Regions from separate parts of the Homo sapiens genome. Here all the other regions are linked to region 1. A link is a contact called in ENCODE Hi-C or POLR2A ChIA-PET data. All regions are on one chromosome and are shown on one strand. The core of a region is the stretch at or near the end of the contact, and the rest is flanking DNA. Distances in the headings are between cores, read along the strand shown.

Region 1 (2,705 bases), core at 150-2,649:
AGGGCTTACAGACACCATCCAAAGCCATTTATCCACAGGTACATATAAATGTATGACACATTTATACCTTACATTGTTACTCTCTACTGAAAAGTGTATTATGCAATTTTCAGTAATCGATTTTTTGTTTCAACAATAAAAATACAAACTGGCCGGGCTTGGTGGCTTATGCCTGTAATCCCAGCATTTTGGGAGACAGACACAGGATGATTGCTTGAGGCCAGGGGTTCAAGACCCCTTTGGGAAGACAATGTGAGACGCCATCTGTACCAAAAAACAAAAAAAGCCAGGTGGGGCTCCTGTAGTCCCAGCTACTGGGGAGGCTGAGGAGGAAAGATTGCTTGAGTCCAGGAGTTTGAGGTTGCAATGAGCTATGATCGCACCACTGTACTCCAGCCTGGGCAACAGAGTGAGACCATCTCAAAAAAAAAAAAAAAAGAAAGAAAAGAAAAGTAAAAAGAAAATGAAAAAAATACAAACCATCTTAATAAAAAAGGGAAGATTCAAACAATATAGAAATCTGTAAAACTCTCCCTTCCTCAATACCATTGTACCCCCCGACTTAACAGTCTGACAAATGACGTCCCAGACCTTTTCCTGTGCTTTTACTAAAAAAGTCATCCATAGCGGGGAGAAAAGGTGCTTGATGTGTTTCTACATAAATGAGACCTTACTGCACAGACATTAGCGGCACTATGAGCTTCCGCGGTATGGATATGCTCTAGTTTCTTAATCAATACTCGAGTGATGCATTCGGGTTGTTTCCAATTCTTTAGTCCATCCTAAGCACTTTATTTATTCTGCTCCTCACAAGACCCCTGAAAGGTGCGCGCACCATTCTCATCCTCTGGTGACTTCGAAGAAGACTTTCCTCGAAGAGGGCCAGGACTCACCAGGGTCGCTCAGCAGGACACGGCAGGCGGGAAGGCGAGCCAGCCGGAGCCCCGCGCTGTCCACCGCAGCCTCGCCCGCGGGGCGAGCGGCGATCGTACAGGGGCGTCTGCCGGGGGACCAAGCTGGCAGAGCGGCGCGGGGGACCAGCACTTCCTAGCAGTGCGCGCGCCCTCCGGCCTCTGCCTCGGGGCGCTGATCCCGGCCACTCGGAGCCCGGTGCTTGATGTTGGAGCCAGGCGGCCAGAGGCCCCGTCCCCGCCCCGGCCCCCGCCCCCGCCCCCGCCCCCGAAACACACAACGCCCACTACGGCCCAGGAGATCCCACTTCCGCCGCGAGCTCCCGGCGCCGGAAGTCCTCGCGGGGCTCGCTGGGAAACTACGCTACGCAAGCATTCCCCAGCTCCCAGAAAGCCGTTCGTCCACTGAGCCCGCCTTCTCCATGACCGATGGCCAATGAACAGGAAGAATTCTCAGGCTGCCTATTAGAAGACAGAAACTCCATACGCGTCATACACCTGCACCCGGGAGGAAAGGCGAGGCTCTGCATCTAGATTTACCTCGTTCTCTTTTGTCTCCGCTTTTTTTTCACATTTCCTTGCGACCCTGGCCCTTGAGCGACAAAAAGGGGAAGCCAAGGCTGGCCCGAGGAACGGAGAGGGCACATGGCCTAGCCACAAGTGGAGCTTCTGCTCCGCCCGAAGGGATGCGCTGGAGCGGCCTCTTCCTTCTGCCACGGTCTTTCTTTGCCAACTAGTAGGTGAGGGCCGAAAGGCCGCGGGCCGTGGAGCTCGGGCCGGGGAGACTCTTTTCTAGCCTCTTGGGTCCCGCTCCTCCCAATTCCCTGGAGAGGCGTCGAGCTTGCTGGGAAGTGCCCTCGGGTAAGGGGCGCGGAGCCTCCTGCGGCGATCCTCTGTCTTCGGGTCGCCTTAGCAGGACGCGGCAAGCGGGACACTGACCTGGCCGGAGTCCCGCGTTCTCTCACCAGCTGCTTTGTCCACGAGTTGCTGCTGGGCGTCAGGGGTCCCACGGCCCGGAGGGATCTAGAGCAGGGGGGCTCGGGGTCCTTTCCATACCCTCGGATCCTCTCCCACTCTCTCCACGCCTCGACCCGGAGATGATTTCAGGCTCCAGATCTCTTTCATAAATGGAAAGAGTTTTTTTGGTTTGTTTTGTCTTAATTATGTAGGTGTTGCATGCTTGGAAGAGAAAATTTAGAAAATTAATTGGAAAACCATAAAGATAGCTTTCTCGTGATAGCCACAAGGCTTGCTCCCTCATTCTGCTCATATGTCACCCCCTCAAGGAGGCCTTCCCCAGCTCTGTAAACAACCTGTGCTCGGCGTTAACTTTTCTCCCTAATGTTTATCACTACCTGACATATACGTGTTTCCCACGACTCAACGATAAGTGTTCATGAGGGCAGACACTTTTTAATGCCCTATGACAAGCACCTAGAATTGTGCCTGGCACATGGTAGATGCTTAGTAAATATTTGTTTAATGAATGAAGGTAAAAAACATTTCTAATACGACCATCCAGGAATAAGTACTATTCATGTTTTAGTGTGTTCTTACAGTTTTACTGTTCAGACAGTTATATGCCTGTGAATATATATTATATATGTGTGTATATATATATATATATATATATATATATTTTTTTTTTTTTTTTGAGACAGAGTCTCGCTCTGTCACCCAGGCTGGACTGCAGTGGCGCGATCTTGGCTCACTGCAACCTCCGCCTCCTGGATTCAAGCGATTCTTCTGCCTCAGCCTCCCGAGTAGCTAGGATTACAGGCATGTGTCACCACG
Region 2 (2,705 bases), core at 57-2,556, 210 kb after region 1:
TTTGCAGACAGTATGCCTGGTAAAAGTCACTGCCATTCTCCATTAACCAGGGACACAATGCACTGTGGAAAGCCACAGGGAGCTCCGCCCAAGAAAGCCTAGGTATTGTCCAAGGTTTCCCCCCACTGAGACAGCCTGAGATATGGCCTCATGGGAAAGGAAAGACCTTACCATCCCCCAGCCTGACACCTGTGAAGGGTCTGTGCTGAGGAGGAGGAGTGAAAGAGGGAAACCTCTTTGCTGTTGAGGTAAGAGGAAGCTTTCTGTCCCCTGCTCGTCCCTGGGAATGGCATGTCTCAGTGTAAAGCCGACCATTCGTTCTATTCTGAGATAGGAGAAAACCACCCTGTGGCTGGAGGCAAGATACGCTGGCAGCAATACTGCTCTGTTACTCTTTGCTACACTGAGATGTTTGTGTGAAGTGAAACACAAATCTGGCCTACATGCACATCCAGACACAGTACCTTTCCTTGAACTTCTTCATGATACAGATTCCTTTGCTCACATGTTTCCCTGCTGACCTTCTCCCCACCATCACCCTGTTGCCCTGCCACACTCCCCTTGCCAAGATAGTAAAAATAGTCATCAATAAATACTGAGGGAACTCAGAGACCAGCGCCAGTGCGGGTCCTCGCACATAGAGTGCCCATCTCCTGGGCCCACTGTTTTCTATATACTTTGTCTCTGTGTCTTATTTCTTTTATCAGTCTCATCTCCACCTGACGAGAAATATCCATAGGTGTGGAGCGGCAGGCCTCCTTCACCTGGCGCCCAGTGTGGGGCGTGAACCCACGACCCTGAGATTAAGAGTCTCATGATCTACTGACTGAGCCAGCCGGGGAATTCTTTTTTAGACGACCAATTTGGCCACAATTATAACATTTCCCCCCAAATGTTCTAACTTGTCCTCCTAAAGCAACCCCAGTCATTGCTTGAGCCATTAGGATAGCTTTATGCATGGCTCCTCCAATCCCATTACAAGCCTTCACATATTCTGTAACTACATCAACTCCTGCTGGAGCAATGGAATCTAATAATGTTCTCATAGAAGGTGAGTTGGGTCCATATTGTTTAACTCCTTCCTTCATGTCTTTTAACATTTTCATGGTGAAGCGTTCATATCTAGCATTAGCCACCGCAGGTGCTCCTGCTGGAGCCCCTTCCCCGGCCGGTACCGATTGTAAAATTACCAGGAACTGCCACGCCTCAAGATCTCCCTGTTTTCTAGCTTCATCAATGATCGCGTGCAGTGTGCTACCTTGTCCACTAGGTGGTGCTGTTGGATTAAGTCTCATAGTGGGCGGCTGAGGACACAGCGCCGCGCCCTGTGGTGCTGACGTATTAAACACCACCGCCATGGGTTGCTTGTACGATGCCGTGCAATTTGGCATGGCACACACCACTTGAGGTCTGTATTGGACCTCTGGAGGCAGCCAATACTGAAGCTCGGCTGGCAGCCAGTATTGATAAGCTAATGGCGGTTGGGTTTTATTTTCTACTGGCTGATATTGTGGATACTGTATCTGGATTGGCATTGCCGAGATAGAGACTATCCTTTTCTATTTGATATTCTCTTGGGGTTTGTACTTGTCTAACCTGCATTTGAGGTTGTAATGTTACAGGTATCTGAACCACGGGAGGAGGAGTTGGCCATTGTGGTTTAGACTCTGATGGCCCCACTTTTCCCCCCAATTTTGATGATTCAGGATATGTTACCTCCTGTAATTGATTGTAGTCAACATGGCTTTATGGCCAATTGACATTCCGGATTTGCATTTTCATAGGCCATTAATTCTACAATAACCTTTTGGGTGTTATCATCTGTAATAGATTTTGGAGCGGCACCGTGCAATCTTGCCACAAAGTCAGGGTAGGGCTCTTTAGAGCCTTGTCTAATTGAATTAAAAGACGGGCAGGTGGTTCCTGGGTCCATGAATTTTTTTCCCAGGCCCTGAGGCAAATAACCCTTACTTGTTTAAGTCAACATTTTGCATTGACCGAGCGATTACAGACTCTGCTACATACTTACAATGTGAACTTTCCATTCCTTTCTGGAATTCTGTCCCTTTGTCTTCTTCACAATCTATTACATAGCTTTCAGGGGCATCAGAAACTGAAACGCTATCTTCTCCTGTTTGAAACGGTTCTAAAGCTGCTTTAATAATGGCCCAATCATTCCATACTGTAAGTGGGATGATTTTACCTTCCCTATTTGCTTGTTTTAATTCTTTGCCAATTTTTTCCCAATCCTTTAGATCTAAAGTTCCTTGTTCTGGAAACCATGGGCAGAATTGTTCTATTGTTTGAAATAGCATAGTTAGATTTTCTGTACAGGCTCTAACTTAATCCCGTGGTCACCACGGGTTCCAGCCTGGAGAGGCAGAAAGGGCAAATAATGGGGAATGGGGCAGGGACCTGGGGGCAGTCAGTGGCAGTCATGGTGTGGGGTGGGGCTTTTTTGGGGCAACTGAGTGTGGGCAGATGGTGGGGTCTTTCCCACCTCTCAGCCTGGAATCGAGACTGCAGTCCCTGACATTTTCAGCGTCCTCACCCCCACCTCACATGCTGCAGCTCCAGTTCCCACTGGTCTCCCACTTTGATCCAAAGTTCCCTGGCCTGGGGCCCCACATTCCACTCCCGAAGGCCTGGTCGGCTCCGGAGACAACGCAGAGGGGAGCGGCTCCTTAACTCCATTAAGGCCCGGT
Region 3 (2,705 bases), core at 128-2,627, 170 kb before region 1:
TGAAACCCAGATACAGTGGGGGGAGGGGGTACTACAGAAAGTAAAAAAGTAGCCTATTTTCAGACAATGTCTCCCAAGTAAGCAACAAGATGCTCATCATTCTTTGCAACACACATAAAGGGTGCCATGCAGATGATTTATACGAATTTTGTTTTTTTTTTTGAGATGGAGTCTCGCCCTGTCACCCAGGCTGGAGTGCAGTGGCGTGATCTCAGCTCACTGCAACTTCCACCTCCCCGGTTGAAGCCATTCTCCTGCCTCAGCCTCCCGACTAGCTGGGATTACAGGCGCGTGCCACCATGCCCGGCTAATTTTTGTGTTTTTAGTAGAGACAGGGTTTCACCATCTTGGCCAGGGTGGTCTCGATCTCCTGACCTCGTGATCCACCCATCTTGGCCTCCCAAAGTGCTGGGATTACAGGCGTCAAACACCGCGCCAGGCCTATATGAATTTTTAACTGTGCTTACTTGATCTGGAGAAAATTACAGCTGACCTCTGTTTACAAAATATCAACTTGTAAAAAAGGATATTTTATTTACAAAATATCAAGTCGTATTTTCTTTCTGTCGCTGATGTTTATGAAATATCAACTCCAACAGGAGTTGGTGACGATGAAAGTGAAACTTTCTGCTGACTTTGTATTTCTCCAAAGGTCATTTAGACTTCTAAGGGGGGCTGAGGAGAGCCGTGAGCCTCACTTTTCCTGAAGTGAGCCAGCAGAAACGGCACCGAAATTCTGCCCAGGATGCCACCGGTATTCAAAGAAGTGGCCAGCTCCTTGCTGCCCACCCCGGTTCCAGAAGCAAAGAGACACTTCCTATGTTTTTGCATCAGTAGAAGCTGCTAGCCCTGAGGCTCAACCGACCGCATGACATCGGCCGGACACGGAAATGCCGGCGGAGGCGGGAAAGAGTCTGCGGGCGCAGCTGCAGGCACTGCTGCCCGCCAGCACTCGGATTCGCCACAGCCTGTGTCTGCGACAGGCGTGCCCGTGGGCACTGGGCAAGCGGGCAGTGTCCCAGCGAGCTTCAGCCGCGCCTCTGGGATACAGCTGCGAAAAGCGGGGAGAGAATGGTTTCTCGTGCCCGACGGTGGCCCCGCCTCAGGCTCCAGCCGCGCGGCCCGGAAGCGCCGCGGCCACCGCCTACGGAAAATGGCTGCCTCCCTGCGGCCGCCGCCGCTCCAGCGGCTCCAGGGTCGAAGCCATAGGGGAAGCCGCTTCTCGGTTACCTCGGCCAGCTTGGCTTCCGTGGAGGCCGCTCCTCGCTTTCTGAGGCTCAAACGCAAGCCACCGCCCGAAAGGCCGCCGATCTGAGGAGCGCAACCGCCAGCCCACCGCTGGCCTACCGCAGCCCTGTCCAGGTACAGAGCCAGAGCGCCGGCCGGAAGTGGAAGTGACGCTTTCCGAGGGTGGCGCAGGCCCGCCCTCTGGCTAAGGCGCCTGAGCCCGGCCTACTTCCTCGCCAGAGAAACTGCTGTCTTCCCCGGCGGTAGGGAAGGGTTAATGCCACCGAGTATCCAGACCCGCTGAAGCCTAGAGGGCCTTGTACCGGCTCACCGCGTGGCTGTCGCTGTCTCGTGTCCCCAGTGGGGGAGGCGTCGCACTGCCGCGTCTGTTCTGCGTGGCTGTCGGGCGGCGTTTGGTCCCGGGAGCCTCGCCGGGTAAGGGTCGCCTCCCAGCTGCGCGCGCCGCGTTCTCGGGCTTCCCGCGGCCCGGCCGGCCGTGCTCGAGCTGTTGCTGGGCTCGTCGCCGCCTCCTCGAGGAAGAGGCATTTTGTCCGGGTCGGGCCACTCGCTAGGTCAGAAACAGCGGCCCCCCGAGGGTTTTGTACCGTTTTCTAGGTCTCGTGACGCATTCCCCACAACTATTTTTTCTTGAGGTAGGTTTGAACCTGTGAAATAGGTTCTTTTTCTATCTCTCCTTGACAGAGAAACGGAGACCTAAGAAGTGACTTGCTCAGGGTCACATAGCTCAGCAGTGGCGGCCGCTAATCGGAAATAGCTCTCCTGTTGTGGTATCCTCTGCGTTTTCCACTCCAGTATTCTTCCCTGGAAAATGGGAACCTTGTTTTCATCTTATATCTCATGCAGCGCCTAACATAGTCACCTGGTAAGATAGGCATTCCACACATATTTACTGAATCATAGTTATAAGAATCTGAGTGTTTTGGGTGTTCAGTGATCTCTGAATTAATCCGTTTTTGTAATGTCAGTCTGTACCAGTTGAGGGATTATTTAATAAGTCCAGTATGAGTGGTTTCGGAATTACCAGTTTTTGTAACGTCAGCTTATACCAGTCAAGGGACTATTTATTAAGTCAGCTATGTGTAGCCAATATTGCAGAGTTGAGTAAGAAGTCTTTGTCCTTAAGCAATCTCTTGAAAGGACTGAGCAATTTCGTGAATATCAGTAACACAAGGGTAAGAATAGGACATAAACTGAATGCTGTGAGAACTCCAAGAAAATCCAAGTTGATTTGGGGTTGGGGGAAATTATAAAAGACCTTGAGGGATTTTGTCCACAGCAGGGAATGGAGACACTTTCCAGGCAGAGGGAAGGGTAGGAGTAAAGGCTTTAAAAGCTGGAAACATTAGACTGTGAGATCTTAGGTACGTTTTTACTGAGTTGGGCTGCATTTAGAGGAAGAGTTTTAAAAGTTAGAAAACGAGTTTATGTGGCACTTATACTGGAGTCCTTTGAATGGG

Evidence for each region. A loop is a pair of places that touch in the nucleus more often than their neighbours do. ChIA-PET counts read pairs that join two places held with the same protein, here RNA polymerase II (POLR2A). Pooled maps may share reads with other maps.
Region 2: a loop to region 1 is called in a pooled map, with 2.6 times the contacts of the local background. The contact joins the enhancer-like site here to the promoter of ZNF213-AS1 in region 1. A Hi-C loop is called at or near these places in 1 of 168 maps with a recorded cell type or tissue (CD14-positive monocyte), 1 of 37 single-sample maps with no recorded cell type and 8 of 50 pooled maps. POLR2A ChIA-PET finds 5 or more read pairs at or near these places in 3 of 52 experiments (MCF 10A, WTC11 and activated CD4-positive, alpha-beta T cell).
Region 3: a loop to region 1 is called in a pooled map, with 6 times the contacts of the local background. The contact joins the promoter of ZNF75A here to the promoter of ZNF213-AS1 in region 1. A Hi-C loop is called at or near these places in 6 of 50 pooled maps. POLR2A ChIA-PET finds 5 or more read pairs at or near these places in 8 of 52 experiments (A673, CD8-positive, alpha-beta memory T cell, H1 and 5 more).

Annotation. Positions count from the first base shown.
Region 1 is chr16:3,133,576-3,136,280 of GRCh38, reverse strand. ZNF213-AS1 (ZNF213 antisense RNA 1) reads left to right here and starts at 1,399. Exons shown (of 6, transcript NR_110900.1): 1 at 1,399-1,651. ZNF213 (zinc finger protein 213) reads right to left here and starts at 1,252. Exons shown (of 6, transcript NM_004220.3): 1 at 894-1,252. RefSeq lists a silencer at 962-1,191 and enhancers at 1,302-1,491, 1,502-1,671.
Region 2 is chr16:2,925,797-2,928,501 of GRCh38, reverse strand. All of the region lies in intron 2 of FLYWCH1 (FLYWCH-type zinc finger 1), which reads right to left. Among named protein-coding and RNA genes, the nearest start is that of FLYWCH1, 15 kb to the right of the region's middle. RefSeq lists an enhancer at 1-352. Within about 2 kb of position 1,306, at least 4 of the 41 ENCODE cell types and tissues checked have a DNase peak (open chromatin) inside an H3K27ac peak, as active enhancers do.
Region 3 is chr16:3,304,169-3,306,873 of GRCh38, reverse strand. ZNF75A (zinc finger protein 75A) reads right to left here and starts at 1,377. Exons shown (of 7, transcript NM_001302109.2): 1 at 1,231-1,377. TIGD7 (tigger transposable element derived 7) reads left to right here and starts at 1,444. Exons shown (of 2, transcript NM_033208.4): 1 at 1,444-1,662. RefSeq lists an enhancer at 1,354-1,883.